3 separate regions of the Homo sapiens genome follow, and regions 1 and 2 are each linked to region 3. The links are chromatin loops, found by intact Hi-C in ENCODE. Cell type or tissue: B cell. All regions are shown on one strand.

Evidence for each region. Hi-C counts contacts between places; a loop is a spot of excess contacts. Peaks named below come from ENCODE experiments on the same cell type or tissue, not always from the same donor. Only the 100,000 strongest peaks of a DNase experiment are listed, where the experiment ranks them.
Region 1: it touches region 3 in a loop (14-fold over the local background); 11 of 110 quality-filtered maps call a loop at or near these places.
Region 2: it touches region 3 in a loop (21-fold over the local background); 20 of 110 quality-filtered maps call a loop at or near these places.

What each region holds. Positions count from the first base shown.
Region 1 is chrX:129,652,936-129,657,935 of GRCh38, forward strand. It overlaps APLN (apelin), which reads right to left and starts at 2,021. Exons shown (of 3, transcript NM_017413.5): 1 at 1,629-2,021. The coding sequence starts at 1,695. RefSeq lists enhancers at 1,293-1,352, 3,045-3,134, 3,145-3,204 and silencers at 1,643-1,692, 1,783-1,862. In B cell, a CTCF peak has its summit at 3,075; DNase peaks (open chromatin) are centred at 1,646 and 3,096; H3K4me3 peaks cover 1,346 bases; H3K27me3 peaks cover 2,643 bases.
Region 2 is chrX:129,754,097-129,759,096 of GRCh38, forward strand. It overlaps XPNPEP2 (X-prolyl aminopeptidase 2), which reads left to right. Exons shown (of 21, transcript NM_003399.6): 12 at 376-485; 13 at 1,198-1,275; 14 at 2,388-2,459. Among named protein-coding and RNA genes, the nearest start is that of XPNPEP2, 18 kb to the left of the region's middle. RefSeq lists an enhancer at 1,789-2,288. In B cell, a CTCF peak has its summit at 773 (motif pointing left); DNase peaks (open chromatin) are centred at 2,415 and 4,185; H3K4me3 peaks cover 1,397 bases; H3K27ac peaks cover 2,638 bases.
Region 3 is chrX:129,821,063-129,826,062 of GRCh38, forward strand. It overlaps ZDHHC9 (zDHHC palmitoyltransferase 9), which reads right to left. Exons shown (of 11, transcript NM_016032.4): 5 at 2,617-2,775. Among named protein-coding and RNA genes, the nearest start is that of ZDHHC9, 20 kb to the right of the region's middle. In B cell, CTCF peaks have their summits at 2,309 (motif pointing left) and 2,516; a DNase peak (open chromatin) is centred at 2,259.

The sequences.
Region 1 (5,000 bases), 170 kb before region 3:
CTGAAGGCACCACCCTGGACTATTTGCCTGTGGTGGTATTGTGCAAGTGTCATGCCTTGCCAATGACACCAGATGGTAGGCTCCCTGAGGATAGGCTGGTATGGTGTATCATTCGTATCTTACATTCGTATCTTTTGCTCCCTCTGTTACCTGCCTGACAGGAGTTTCTGTGGAAAAAGCCTACCCACTTCTTACTGTGGTGGTGGCTCACTTCGTGTTCAGGTCTTGAATAGAGAAATCACCGGCCAGCTACCTGGAGGCAGGAGGTGCCAGCCCCAACCACTGCACCTTTCTGAGAAGCCAGGCAGTGTTCCCAGAGCCACAGCAGGGCCAAAAAGCAAGAGCAGAGAAAGGAGGTGGCCTGCGATGAGAGGCAGGCAGAGCTGGCTGGGCCCCTCGGAGGCTCCTGGGCTGCATGCCATCCTCCTGTTCTGGAGGGTTTGGAACCACTTAGGGCCCTGTGCCCTTGCCCCAGGAAACTCACTGCCCTGCCTTCTCCTTCTTTCTGCTCCCACCTCCCTGTGACTCCAGCCATGGTCCTGGCGTTAGTCCACCTGGTCTTGGCCTTCCCCTTGTGTGGTGCCAGGCAGGCAGCAATGACAGCCAGATCATAGGACTGTGGCAGCTGGAGGTGGGAGCTGGCAGCCCCAGGAGACATTGACACAGAGGACAGGCAGCCTGGGATGGGGCTGCTGGGGCGTGGTTGGGGACCAGGCTAGGGGCGGACATGGGCACTAGTGCCAAGTATTGGCAGGTGAGGGCAAAAGGACTCCCCTTTCCTGAGCTGCAGGGAGGGGTCGGGTCAGGTGCTGTGCTTCCTCCTTTGGTGCCTAGCGGCAGGGAGACTAAAGTGAAGCATGTCCGTGCCTGGGACAGAAAGGAAGGCTGGAGCCAGGATGTAAGAGAACCAAGTCTCTGGGGGTGGGATGGAGGCTATGGGGAGGGCATCCTGTGCAGGGGAGGAGACCAGCCAGGACCTTGGGGTTAGGGAGGAGAAGACCAGCCCAGCCCGGCTGGGCCCGGCCCTGCCTGGGGGAGGCTGCCTCTGCTCACACATGCAGGCCGAAAGGAGCAACAGCTGGGCTCCATGCCGCCACCCCCTCCGCGCACTCCTGCCTATGCAACAAGTGTCACGTCTGCATGTTGGCACATCATCCCCGGTTTCCCGCGCCCCTGGACTGGCGGGAGGCTCCCAGCCTTCAGGGACCAGAAGACGTTCAACATGGGAGCCCAGCCCACTCGACTCTGGTCAGTTCCTTCCATCGATCCACGAGGGAGCGGGCATGTCCCCCGCCTCCACCTCTACCACGCGGGGTGCAGGGCGTGGGACACGCGGCGCACACCTGTGGTCCTGAGCTCCTGGGACTGCGAGCGACGGTTAGGAGGGACAAGGTGACGGGCAGGTGATGCCAAAGGCCGAGTTGAGCCCCGCAAAAGAAGCAGTCCTTGTGGCCAGCCGCCCCATGGCTCGGGGCGCTCTGTCAATCTGCTGCCTGGCGCTGGCCGGCGCGTGGCTGCTACTGCACGGCTCGCGCCGGGCTCCCCGGGAGGCGGGGAGAGTGCGAATAGGGCGGAGGGAAAGGAGCACGCCGGCTGCAGCCCGGGCGAGCGGGAGGGCGCGCACTCACCTCCACACACCGCGGTCAAGGAGAGCCAGAGCAGCAGGAGCGCCTGCACGCAGAGCCGCAGATTCATGCTGCTCCTTGGGCCGCCGCGGCCCCGGCGAGCCGGCGCGGGGGAGGAGAGGTCGGGCGCCCGGAGGCCAAGAAAGGCGCGAGCCGCGGCTGGCGCGTGCGGGCGCAGAGCTCGGGAGGCTCCCCGGCCGCTGAGTGTGCGCGCTGAGCCCCGCCGCTCCCGCTGGCCGCCTCCGCTCTTCTGCAGCCTCCTCTCCCGCCGCGGGGCAGCGCCGCGAAGCTGGCCTCGGCGGCTCCGGGAGCGGCAGCGGCGAGCTCTTTCTTAGCGGCTGGCTGCTCGGCCGCGGCTGCAACTGCCCGTGACCCCGGCTGCCAGAGAGAATGCTCCCCGCTCACTCCAGGGGCTGCATTTTGTAGCTTGTGGCTTGGCCGCGAGCCCACTTGGTCATGTGGTCATCGGGAGGGCTAGAGGGGGGGCAGGAAGAGGGAGAGGGAGCGAGCCTCCCGCACCGCCCCCCTCCAGGCACGCACTCTGCAGCCCCAGCCCGAGCGTGAGCGCGAGAGGGAACCCCGAGGTGGCCCCACAACAAAGGCTGCGCGGCCTCTCTGACAACCTACAACCGCTCCCCGGACAATGCCCGCCTGGCCGGGGGCCAGAGGGTTTGCAGAGACCTGAAGGATTTCAAACACAGGAAGCATTTGGGGCGGTGGAGGGGCACACTTAACCCTTTCTCACCTTGCTTCCTTAACAGCTGTCAGGAAACCTGGGCGCTTAGGGAAGGACTCAGTCTGGGTTGCCTTCACTCACGCCCTCTACCTCTGACCCTGGTCCTTGCCCTTGCCGCTGGCCAGCTTCAAGGGTTTGGTCAAGACAACCAAACACTGGCCCTCCTCTCTCCTCTGCATTTTCAACTGGCTTTGAATTGGGGGTGACTGCCTAGGCTTGTGCCCAAGGCTTGATTAATTGCCCAGGCCCCTCATGTTCCCTGCATCCCCCAGGAGGCACCCTCTACCTGGAATGCCCCCACCCCACCCTTCCGTGAGCAATTCATTCTTTGCAGCAGCACCTCAAATCCCATCGCATCCAGAAGCCTTCTCAGGATAACACTAATCCAGCAGGGGCCGCCCATCAGCTCCTCCCCACTGTTGGGACATGGGACAGCTCCTATGGTCTACCCTTTCTTGTTCCCTGGAGCTGTCCTCATTCTAGTTCCCCATCAACGTAAGAGGCAGGTGGTTTACCCAACTCCACACAGTCAAGGCTGGATTCATTTTGCGTGTACTTGCGATTCCGCTTTAGAAGCGGGTCCTGAAGTTGTTTGCCTTTCCAGACTCGATTGTTAGCTGCTTCTATAGCTTGGGAGCTCCCAAGGCATGGGGCTGCTTCCCTCATTGGACTGGGAACCCCCTAAGGTAGGATACTGTCTTCTCACTCTTCTGGATCTCTCCAAAGTCCCCAATATCTTGCTCTGCACATAGGTGGCACTCAACACATATTAAAAGACTGAATCGAAAGGTGTCTCCACCTTTCAGCAAGCCAGGCAGTTTGCTTGAAGTGTTAAGTCCAGATTTACACAAAAGATACATTGGACAGGGTGCGTGTGTGCCATAAAAGACATGAGAGACCATGGCATATTTAAAATATCTTTGAAATGTTGCAAAAATCCTATATATACACAATGTATTTATTATCAGTCTCTCTCCACCAGAAGGGTTACCTCCACAAGGGAGGGATCTTTGCTTTGTTCACAGCTGTGTCCCCAGACCTAGAACAGTACCTGCGACATGACTGGTACTCAATACATAATTTTGAATATATAAATGAAATTTTCAAAAACATCTTTACTGCCTAAATTCAGGTAGCAGGAAGGGAATAAGATAAGGTTCTCATTAATAGCCTATGGCCCATTAACCACACTCAAGTAAAAAAAAAAAGCATGTGAAGCATGGCACCCCTCTTCATCCTTGAGACCCAGGATATGAGTAGCAGACATGGGTAGCAGGAGACCATTCTCCCTTCACTGTTCCCCTGGAAAGAGTTTGCTTTCTTTCTCTTTTCTTTTTCTTTTTTTCTTTTTTCTTTCTTTCTTCTTTTTTTTTTTTTTTTTTTTGAGACCGAGTTTTGCTCTGTCGCTCAAGCTGGAGTGCAATACCCTATCTCAGCTCACTGCAACCTCCGCCTCCCAGGTTCAAGCGATTCTCCTGCCTCAGCCTCCTGAGTAGCTGGGATTACAGGCATGCGCCACCATGCCCGACTAATTTTGTATTTTTAGTAGAGACGGGGTTTCACCAGGTTGGTCAGGCTGGTCTCGAACTCCTGACCTCAGATGATCCACCCGCCTCGGCCTCCCAAAGTGTTGGGATTACAGGCGTTAGCCACCACGCCTGGATGGAAAGCATTTTCTAACCAGGAGGAGAAACACCTGGCTTCTAGTCTCCACCCTCATTTGCTGTAGGGCCTTGCCATCATCACCTAAACTTACTGGGGTTCATGGAGGTGATAATCTCTGCTCTACCCACTTCAAAGTTGTTATGGGATTAAGTGAGATAATGTGCCTGAAGGTACCGTGCAAATTAAGAATAAGCTCTTGCAGGGTTGTTTTTAGGAAACTTGGTGCTCCAATCCTTGATTGGGCAAGCCCATGCACACCCAAATAAGTGTCCCCCATAACTAGGTTAATAGAAGCCTTCATATTTAATTGCACCTTTACTAGGGTGTGTATGGCATATTGCTAAGTGGTTGGAACACATAGCGCTTTCTAATACAATAGCCACTAATCATATTTCCAATGAAGTTTAAAATTCAGTTCCTCAGTTCCACTGGCCACGCTTCAATTGCCTATATGTGGCTAGTGGCTACTGTATTGGACAGCACAGAATAGAATCTTCAATCACTGCAGAAAGTTCTATTGGTTAGAGCATTCATTCATTCTTCTTTTTTCTATAATCCATTTTCCCACCCTACCTAGCCTTCAAAATGTACAAGGTGAGGGGAAAAAAAGCATAAAAGCAAACCAATAGAAATTCAAGCCAAGCTGAAGGCATGCGTTTAGAGTAAGATTTAAAGATCTGACACTTGGGAGAATCATTTTTTAATTGAATCCTTCTCTTCATTTAACCAAATTACATCCATTTTTTTTTAGAGGCAGGGTCTTGCTCTGTTACCCTAGGCTGAAGTGCAGTAGTGCAATCACAGCCCAATGCAGGCTCAAACTTCTAGGCTCAAGTGATCCTCCCACCTCAGCCTCCCAAGTAGCTGGGACTACAGACATGCACCACCATACCAGGCTAATTTTTAAATTTATTTATATTTTTTGTAGAGACTGAGTCTTACTATGTTTCTCAGGCTGGTCTTAAACTCCTGGT
Region 2 (5,000 bases), 67 kb before region 3:
ACAAAGATAAAGAAAATAGCATCATAATCTCCAGTGTCCCTTCATCCAGCTTCAATAATCCTTGACTCATGGCCATTCTTGTCTTGTCTATAACCCCATGTTCATTACCACCACAACCACCCCCTCTGCTGCTGGATTCTTTTAAAAGTAAATCCTAGATAGTGTGTCATTTCTGCCGTCAACACAGAACTCTTTCAAAAACAGGAACACACTATGATCATATATAAACACTAACAAGAATTCTTTGACATCAAATAGCCAGTGTTTTCAAAGCTCCACATCCTGGAGCCGCTATCTGATCTCCATCATCTTGGAGCCTGTGGCTGCAACCAGACCTCACCCGGCTCCTCTGTTTCCCTGCTTCCCCAACTCCAGGTGCGGGACGCTGTGGCTGTGATCCGGTACTTGGTCTGGCTGGAGAAGAACGTGCCCAAAGGCACAGTGGATGAGTTCTCGGGGGCAGAGATCGTGGACAAGTTCCGAGGGTGAAGAGCCACGGCCGTCCTTTTTGGCTGACTGTCTTTTAGTGTGGCAGTGGGGGCAGGGAGGGGGAATTTGTCCCCTTACTTAGCAGAAAGGAAGATCCTCCTCATATGCGTGCTGGGTGGGGGAGGGCTCTGGAGAACAAGGAGTGACAGGTTCTTGGGTGGTCGGGGAGTTGAGCAGGGGGCGTTGGATGATATTTCCCGCCCCGCTGAAAGCAGGACAACTCGAAGGGCCACAACCCAATAGCGTCCCCTAGTGTCTGCTTCAGGTACGGTCTGAATCTCCCTGGGGGGTGCTGTGGCTCAGACCAGGTCAGCCCCTGGACCACTTGAGAATACCAGGTAGGGAGGAGGATTCCCGAAGGCATGCTTGGCCCAGGTCAGGGCCGGATTGTAGGTTTGAGGTACAGGATGCTCTCCCAGGACTGGGGGAGTTTTCAGATACAGAGAGCTGGGTTTCTTCACTCCTATCCGTAAAATGGAGGTGGAGAGGAAATAATGTGTGTCTACAGTGTGTCCTCTGATCTTCCTCTATAAATGACAGGTCAGGGCTTGAGGAGATGGAACCAGGAGGTGAGGGCTGGGAGAGCCAAATGGTGTCCAGTTGAGAGGTAGAGGCAGCCATGACCTTCATTGGATTTGATTAGATATCCCGGGCCCAGCCTAGTCCAGGGGCCCATTCATTGACCATGCCTTGCCTTGTACTTTCCAGAGAAGAACAGTTCTCCTCCGGACCCAGTTTTGAAACCATCTCTGCTAGTGGTCTGAATGCTGCCCTGGCCCACTACAGGTACTTGAGGAAAAAGAATTTTCTAGGGCCCTGTTGGGGCATCCTGTTGTGTGTGTAGAGGAACAGGGTGAGGGGAGGGGGATGTTCTGGGACCTGAGTCCACGTTGAAGGTCCGAGGCCCCTAGCCCTGTGGGGGCTGGGAGAGGAGCTCAGTGTGGAGTAGGGAGTTGCCTTGTAATGAAAAGGCCTGAGAGCTGGAGGCTGGGGGACCTGGAAGGAAGACACCGATGCCATTGGATGCTTTTCCCTGGCTTCCCATGTGTTGCTTATGTTAGCTAATGCTTAAAGCTCACGAGTTCACATGGAGAGAGGTCTGTTCACTCAGCCTGAACCAGCCAAGGTGGGCCCAAGATACAGGCTAGCCAGGTGTTTGGCCCTATAGAAAACAAACCCCTGCAGGCCTGCCTGATGAAAAGCTGACCAGCTGCCTCCGCCTGGCATGGGCACAGCAGGGAGAGGTCAATGCCCTCCAAGGGAGTGCCTGACATGTCCCAGAATTCCCTCCCCTGGTGTCCCCTGGTGTCTCCCACGCCTTCGGCTGCCTTGCCCCAGCCCCTCCTACCCACTCGGGCTAGAGTGGCAGGGTGGGTGCTCCTCGGCTTTACCACCTCTTGCTCAGCAGCCCCACCCTGGAGGTATCCTCCCTTCCTGTGCTCTGCTTCTTCTCAGGGCCCTCTGCTCTCGGAGGCAGCAGGAAGTTAGAGACAAAGGGCCGGAGGGAGCATCTGGGTAGAGGCCCAGCTCTTTGCCGCTTTACCGCGCATCCTCGTGCAAGCCCCTTGGCCTCCATAGGCCTGCTTCTCCTTATGGAAAAGGAGACAGCTGAGCTGGGGGGTCTCTAGGGCTCTCCCAGCTCTCATATTCTGGGCTTTACCCTCTCTCTCCTCCCTGGGGACCAGGGCCTGGCTCAGCCAGGTGCAGGATTAACAGACGTGTGCTGAGGACAGCAGCAACGGAAGCTGAGTTCTCTTCCAGGGCCCTTTGGGATAGAATGACTTCCTCCAGAGGGACTGGCCTGGAAGCCCAGGCCCCAGAGGTCCTCCCACCAAGGCCTCCCACGTGACCCAGTGCAGGGTTAGGCTGCCCTTCTCAACATTCTCTCCCCTTCTCAGCCCGACCAAGGAGCTGAACCGCAAGCTGTCCTCAGATGAGATGTACCTGCTGGACTCTGGGGGGCAGTACTGGTATGTACCCCGACCTCACCCTAGCCTGGATGTCTCTGCTCAGACCTCCTGAGCCTGCCAAGAGTCAGCCAAAGCTTTCCCTTCCTGGGCCACGGATTCTTCGTCTGAAAAAGGAGAGATCTGGAATGAGCCCCGAACATCCTACCCATTTTCACACATGGGGGTCCCTGCACAGTGGGAAATACACAGAGGCTGGAATAGTGGCAGGACCCAGGCAGCACCTCTGTGGGAATTAGGAAAAGACTCCCTTTGCTTAAGTTGCTGTTTTTTGTGGGTTGTTTGTTTGTTTGTTTCTTGACAGAGTCTCACTCTGTCGCCCAGGTTTGGAGTGCAGTGGCGCGATCTTGGCTCACTGCAACCTCTGCATCCCGGGTTCAAGTGATTCTCCTGCCTCAGCCTCCCAAGTAGCTTGGATTACAGGTGTCCACCACCATGCCCAGCTATATATATATATATATATATATATATACACACACACACACATATATATATACACACACATATATATACACACACATACACACACACACACACACATATATATATATGTATGTATTAGTAGAGATGGAGTTTCACCATGTTGGCCAGGCTGTTCTCAAACTCCTGACCTCAGGTGATCCACCTGCCCCAGCCTCCCAAAGTGCTGGGATTACAGACATGAGCCACCATGCCCAGCCTCAAGTAAAATGTTTTCTAAGTCCACGTATTATTACACAGTCTGAGCAACTATACTCAATGTCCCTGCCTGGCCACACAAACACATATACCCTACTCTCATCCACTAGTGCACACCCTGGACACCCCCGCACCACCAACGTCATGCAGACTCCTCAGCCCCCTCTTCCCCATGGCACTGTTCAGGGTGGAGGTGGGGGCAGATGAGAGAAGCAACCCTTTTGATGGGCTACCTTTGTACAGTGTACAACCTGAATGCTCAGACATGACAGCCGTGCAGAATAGACTAACCTGGCCAGGCGTGGTGGCTCACACCTGTAATCCCAGCACTTTGGGAGGCCGAGGCGGGCAGATCACCTGAGGTCAGGAGCTTGAGACCAGCCTGGGCAACATGGTGAAACCCCATCTCTACTAAAAATACAAAAATTTTCCGGGTGTGGTGGAGCATGCTTCCCAAGGGAAACTGAGGCAGGAGAATCGCTTGAACCCGGGAGGCGGAGGTTGCAGTGAGCCGAGATCGTGACACTGCACTCCAGTCTGAGCAATAAGAGCAAGACTATAAAAGGAAGAAAGAAAGAAAGAAAGAAAGAAAGAAAGAAAGAAAGAAAGAAAGAAAGAAAGAAAGAAAGAGGGAGAGAGAGAAAGAGAGAGAGAGAGAGAGAGAGAAAGAAAGAAAGAAAGAAAGAAAGAAAGAAAGAAAGAAAGAAAGAAAGAAAGAAAGAAAGAAAGAAAAAGAATAGGCTAACCCCATTCCTTCCAAACGTGTGACTGATCATTCACACCAGAGTTGAGCTGAGCTGAGCTGACCTGAAAGATTTTCCCTTCTCATTGAGGAAGGAAGTGTGGGAAGCGTGGGGTGGGACAAAAGAAGGGCCGTACTGAACTGATGGAGGAGCAAGGAGTCCTGTGGAAATGGCGAATGTGCTAACGACAGAGGCTCTTTGCTTGTTCTTAGCACAGCTCTAGGGGATCCAGAGTAGCAGGCGCTCAGCTTAGCAGCCTTTGCTGGTCAGGAGTTCGATGCTGTGTGTACTTGAGATGGCCAATGAGCAAAGGGGAAGTGAATTTGTGGGGGCGTTGCTGGAATGGGGTGTGCTCAGAGTAGGGTGAGGCCGGGGAAATAGTCACCTCACTTCCTCTTCTTTCCTTCTGAAGAAGAAGGTCACCACACCCCATGACCCAAGGAGAAGCCCCAGGGCCCTGGGACCATTTCTCCCCTCTCCCTCACCAAGGCATGATCACAGGGGCCATCTGTGGCAACTGCTGCAGCTGGGAGTTGGGAGTCAGACCTTGGGACTGAGGCTTCACCTAACTGGAACTCAGCAAGTCACTGGGTCAGATCCGTGTTTGCCATGGAGAGGACTGTGTGGAGAGGCAGTGCTTGCTCTAGGCCTGGCTTCACTGAGGTTCAGAGAGGGAAACAGCCGCATGGCCTCAATGGCCTCATCTGTGAACTGGGGATAATGAGGCCTCTTCTACCATTCTTCCCAGGGAGCAGCAAAAGTGTCCTATAAATGGTCGACAACTATCTGAATATGAGAGTGTTATGATAATATAATCTCTCTGGACCTCAGTTTCCCCAGCTGTAAAAAGGGGACATTCCCCTTTCTGCCTCCCAGGAAGCCTGGAAGAAGCCTTGCTTTCATAACCAGCTGGACCCAAGGAAACCCAGACCTACAGAACAGCCAAAATGAGTGGGATGGGGGAGGAGTGTGTAGGGTGGGGAGTCACACTTGTCAGACAACTTAGTAACTTTTAACTTGATAGGTTTGCAGAGGCCTTTCACACATAGGTGCTGAAGAGGGGATTTTGATTATGGTAGCTGTCTTCTTCCTTTCGCCGTCCACCCATCCCATCCCAGCCCTG
Region 3 (5,000 bases):
GAAATGCAAATCAAAAACCACACTGAGATACCATCTCATGCCAGTCAGAATGGCGATTATTAAAAAGTCAAAAAACAACAGATGCTGGCAAGGTTGCGGGGAAATAGGAACGCTATTGTTGTTGGGAATGTAAATTAGTTCAACCATTGTGGAAGATGTGGCAATTCCTCAAAGATCTAGAACCAGAAATACCATTTGACCCAGCAATCCCATTACTGGGTATAGACCTTCTTCTTTTTTTTTTTTTTGAGATGGAGTCTTGCTCTGTCACCCAGGCTGGAGTGCAGTGGCGCGATCTTGGCTCACTACAACCTCCGCCTCCCGGGTTCACGCCATTCTCCTGCCTTAGCCTCCCGAGTAGCTGGGACTACAGGCGCCCACCACCACGTCCCCTAATTTTTTGTATTTTTAGTAGAGATGGGGTTTCACCATGTTAGCCAGAATGGTCTTGATCTCCTGACCTCGTGATCCTCCCGCTTTGGCCTCCCAAAGTGCTGGGATTACAGGTGTGAGCCACCGCGCCTGGCCAGACCTTCTTTAAATATCAAGTTTCCTGCTTCACTTAAAATGGGTTTCGACAGCCGGGTGTGGTGGCTCATGCCTGTAATCTCAGCACTTTGGGAGGCCTAGGTGGGTGGATCACAAGGTCAGGAGTTCCAGACCAGCCTGACCAACATGGTGAAACTCCATCTCTACTAAAAATACAAAAATTAGCCGGGCGTGGTGGTGTGCACCTGTAATACCAGCTACTCAGGAGGCTGAGGCAGGAGAATCGCTTGAACCCAGGAGGTGGAGGTTGCAGTGAGCCGAGATCATGCCACTGCACTCCAGCCTGGGTGACACAGTGAGACTCCATCTCAAAAAATAAATAAATAAAATGGGCTTTGACAATAGATGCTGATGAGGCTGTGGAGAAATAGGAACACTTTTACACTGTTGGTGGGAGTGTAAATTAGTTCAACCATTGTGGAAGACAGTGTGGCGATTCCTCAAGGATCCAGTACCAGAAATACCATTTGACCCAGCAATCCCATTACTGGGTATATACCCAAAGCATTATAAATCATTCTACCATAAAGACACATGCACACATATGTTTATTGCAGCACTATTTACAATACCAAAGACTTGGAACCAACCCAAATGCTCACCAATGATAGACCGGATAAAGAAAATGTGGCACATATACACCATGGAATACTATGCACCCATAAAAAAGGATGAGTTCATGTCCTTTGTAGGGACATGGATGAAGCTGGAAGCCATCATTCTCAGCAAACTAACACAGGAACAGAAAACCAAACACCGCATGTTCTCACTCATAAGTGGGAGTTGAACAATGAGAACACATGGACACAGGGAGGGGAACAACACATACTGGGGTCTGTCGGGGGGTGGGGTGAGGAGGGAGGGCATTAGGACAAATACCTAATGCATGCAGGGCTTAAAACGTAGATGACAGGTTGATAGGTGCAGCAAACCACCATGGCACATGTATACCTATGTAACAAACCTGCACATTCTGCACACGTATCCCAGAACTTAAAGTAAAATAAAAAATAATAATAATAATAAAATGGGTTTTGATTTATAAAAATCTTATATACATATAGTAGCTTTTTAGTATACACGCTGCCGAAGAGAGCACCATATAGCTTTTACCATATAAAGCAATATATATCTCCCAACCTTTGCCTAAAGAAATGGCTAGTAAGAGGAAAGCAATGCCCTCAGGATGCCACATGGTATACAGAAAAAACATTATCCAATCATGGGAACTCAAGAAAAAGTAATTTTAAAAAGAACATTAGAAGTATGCCTAGTGATGATATAAGCAATTTCACATATAGGCCTATCAACAGGAATCTTTATGGCCCATTTCTCATCTTGGCCAGGGTTTAGCACACAGTAGGCAGTGATTACAACAAAGCCACATATATGTGGATGGAAGTACAGACCACTGTATTAGACACACATATACCTGACCCTCTTGCAGCAGCAGCAAAGAGAAGAAATAAGCAGTTTGGAATCAGACCTGCTCTAGCTTAATCTCATACTAATTATGTGAACTTACATACTGGTGCTTCACCTATTTCCTCATCCGTAAAATGGGGATAATACCAATCTCATGGGGCTGTTACAAGTCTTAAATGAGAGAAAGGTAAATCACTTAGCACAGTGCCCAATATGTAGTAGAAACTCAATAAATGCTAGCAACTTTCCTCTTCTTGGGTTGCGTCTTAGACAGACCTTCCTTCCTCAATGCTGCCCTCCAGTGGACTAGGTGTCTCCTCCCACTATGTAAGGTGGGTCCCACATGAAAATCCAGTACAGGAAAATCTAAATTTCAAAAATAGGTAAAGTTTATTTTTCTCATTTACTAAAGAGGTTTTTGTAAAGTTTAGGCTAGAGGATATTTAAATTTTGATTTGATCTACACAAGTACAGCTGATTTGCAGTTTTTCAGGAGCTTGTTGCCTATCTAAATTTCCCTATCTAAATCTAGTTCATTTCTCATCTAAATCTATCTTCCCTCCTCCCAAAATTGGTGACCACCCTGACTTTCTAGTTCAACTCAGCCTTTTCCCTAGGCAATGTCCCTGTAGTTTTACTCACCCACACAGTTGTCACAGATGCTGCAATGGGAGGCCCGGGGAGGCCGGAAGATCTTGCATGTGTAACAGTATTTCAGTTTCACAATCTGGTTGTTTATCTGGAAATTCTTGATACGAGGCGGTGGTCGCTGGCCCTGGGGCACCGCACCATTGGTAGCTTCTGTAAATCAATAAAGACAGTTAATATCACAGCTAGCCATCACTTGAGCCCAAAAGTCTCACCACCTCTCCAAAACCAATGGGGGCATTCAAAGGTTCCCCAAGCCCCCTGTCTTTTATAGACTAGACACTCAACATCACAGAATATGCCCATAAAACTCCACTAAGTGCATGCAGTTCTGTTGTATACATAAGAAAAAGTGTTTCTTCGAGGCTTTTTTTTCTGATTACAAAGAAAAACATTCATTTAAAAAAATAGCTAAAAATACATTAAATGAAAACATCCAATTTCACTAATAATCAGAGAAATAAAAATTAAAGCACAAAGATACCATTTTTACCTATCATATTAAAAAACATTACAAACAATAAAAATACCCCATGTTAGCAAGGGTGGGGAAAGGTCATTCTTAGATCTTATCAGTGAGCAATATGGCAGCTGCTACTAAACTTTTTTTTTCTTTTAAGATGAAGTCTCGCTCTGTCGCCCAGGCTGGAGTGCAGTGGTGGGATCTCAGTCTTGGCTCACTGCAATTTCTGCCTCCTGGGTTCAAGTGATTCTCCTGTCTCAGCCTCCTGAGTAGCTGGGATTACAGGGGCCCACCACCATGCCTGGCTGATTTTTGTATTTTTAATAGAGATGGGGTTTTATCATGTTTGTCAGGCTGGTCTCAGACTCCAGACCTCAAGTGATCCGCCCGCCTCAGCCTCCCAAAGTGCTGGGATTACAGGTGTGAGCCACCGTGCCCAGCCAGCTACCAAAGTTTTAAACGTGTATATTCATTTACTGATCAAGTCTACTTCTAGAAACTTATCAAAATTATAATGAGATATACGAAAGATGTTTATATAAGGATATTTGTCACAGAGTTCCTTTTAATAGTGAAAAACTAAAAATAACTTCAATGTCACAATAGAAGGGTGGTTAAGTAAATTATGTTATGTGCATAGAATGGAATATTATGCAGCCGTTAAAAATGACATAGACGAAAGAATGGTGAAAACAGGAAAATACAATATATGGCAAAATGAAAATGTATGTTAAAAAGCAATACGCATAAAACAATACTATCTTGCAAACAAAATATATGCATGTGAAAAGAAAAGACTGGTAACACAGAAACAGTTACTGAAATAAAAGTAATGCTTGCTTATTGTAAAAATTTTGGAAAAAAACAGAATAGGGCCAGGCATGGTGGCTCACGCCTGTAATCCCAGCACTTTGGGAGGCTGAGGCAGGCGGGGCACCTGAGATCAGGAGTTTGAGACCAGTCTGGCCAACATGGCAAAACCCCGTGTCTACTAAAAATACAAAAATTAGCCAAGCATGGTGGCACGCATCTGTAATCCCAGCTACTCTGGAGGCTGAGGCAGGAGAATCGCTTGAACCTGGGAGGCAGCCTGGGTGACAGAGCGAGCAAGACTCCAACTCAAAAAAAAAATTTTTTTTGGAAAAAAACAAAGTATAAATAAGAAAACATAAAAATCACTGACAGTCAGTCTCTCAGCTCAGAGATATTTATATTTTTTGGCGTATTTCCTTCTAATCTTCTATTAACAGGTAAACATTCATAATTTTTAAAAAATTGAGATCATATTATAAATGCAGATTTGTACCATGAAGTATTTACTTAATATTATATGCTGTGAACATTTTCTCATTGTTAATTTTTTTTCTAAAACATAACTACTGGCAATATTCCATCATATACGTGTACTATGATTTATTTAAATATTCCATATTGTTGGGATTTTTTACTATTTAGGTGATGTTTCATGTAAAAATTTAAAACATTACAGAGAAAAGCTTAAATCTCCTTCGATCACCACCTCAATCCTAGTCCCCTCCTCCCTTCCAAGAACATACTCATGTGTTAAAATTAATTTCTAAAACAGAAAGAATAAAGAAAAGAATGGTGAAGTATAAGCAGTAATACATGAAGTTGCCGGCATTAAAATAGCTACTCATATTTAAAAGAAAAGAAAAAATGATGCACCAAAAATCCTTCTACAGTAATTTGTAAAAATCTGTTTATCTCCTTTAGCTAAACCCTCAGAGAAGTAGAACTACTGGGTCAAAGGGTATGACCCTTTAAAGTCCATATTACTTGTTGCCAAACTGCTTCCCAGACAGACCGTATGAATTTGCATGCCTGCCCATCCGCAGCATATGAGAGTGCCTGTCTCATTGCACTCTCACCATGCAGTATAATTCTAAAAACAGAA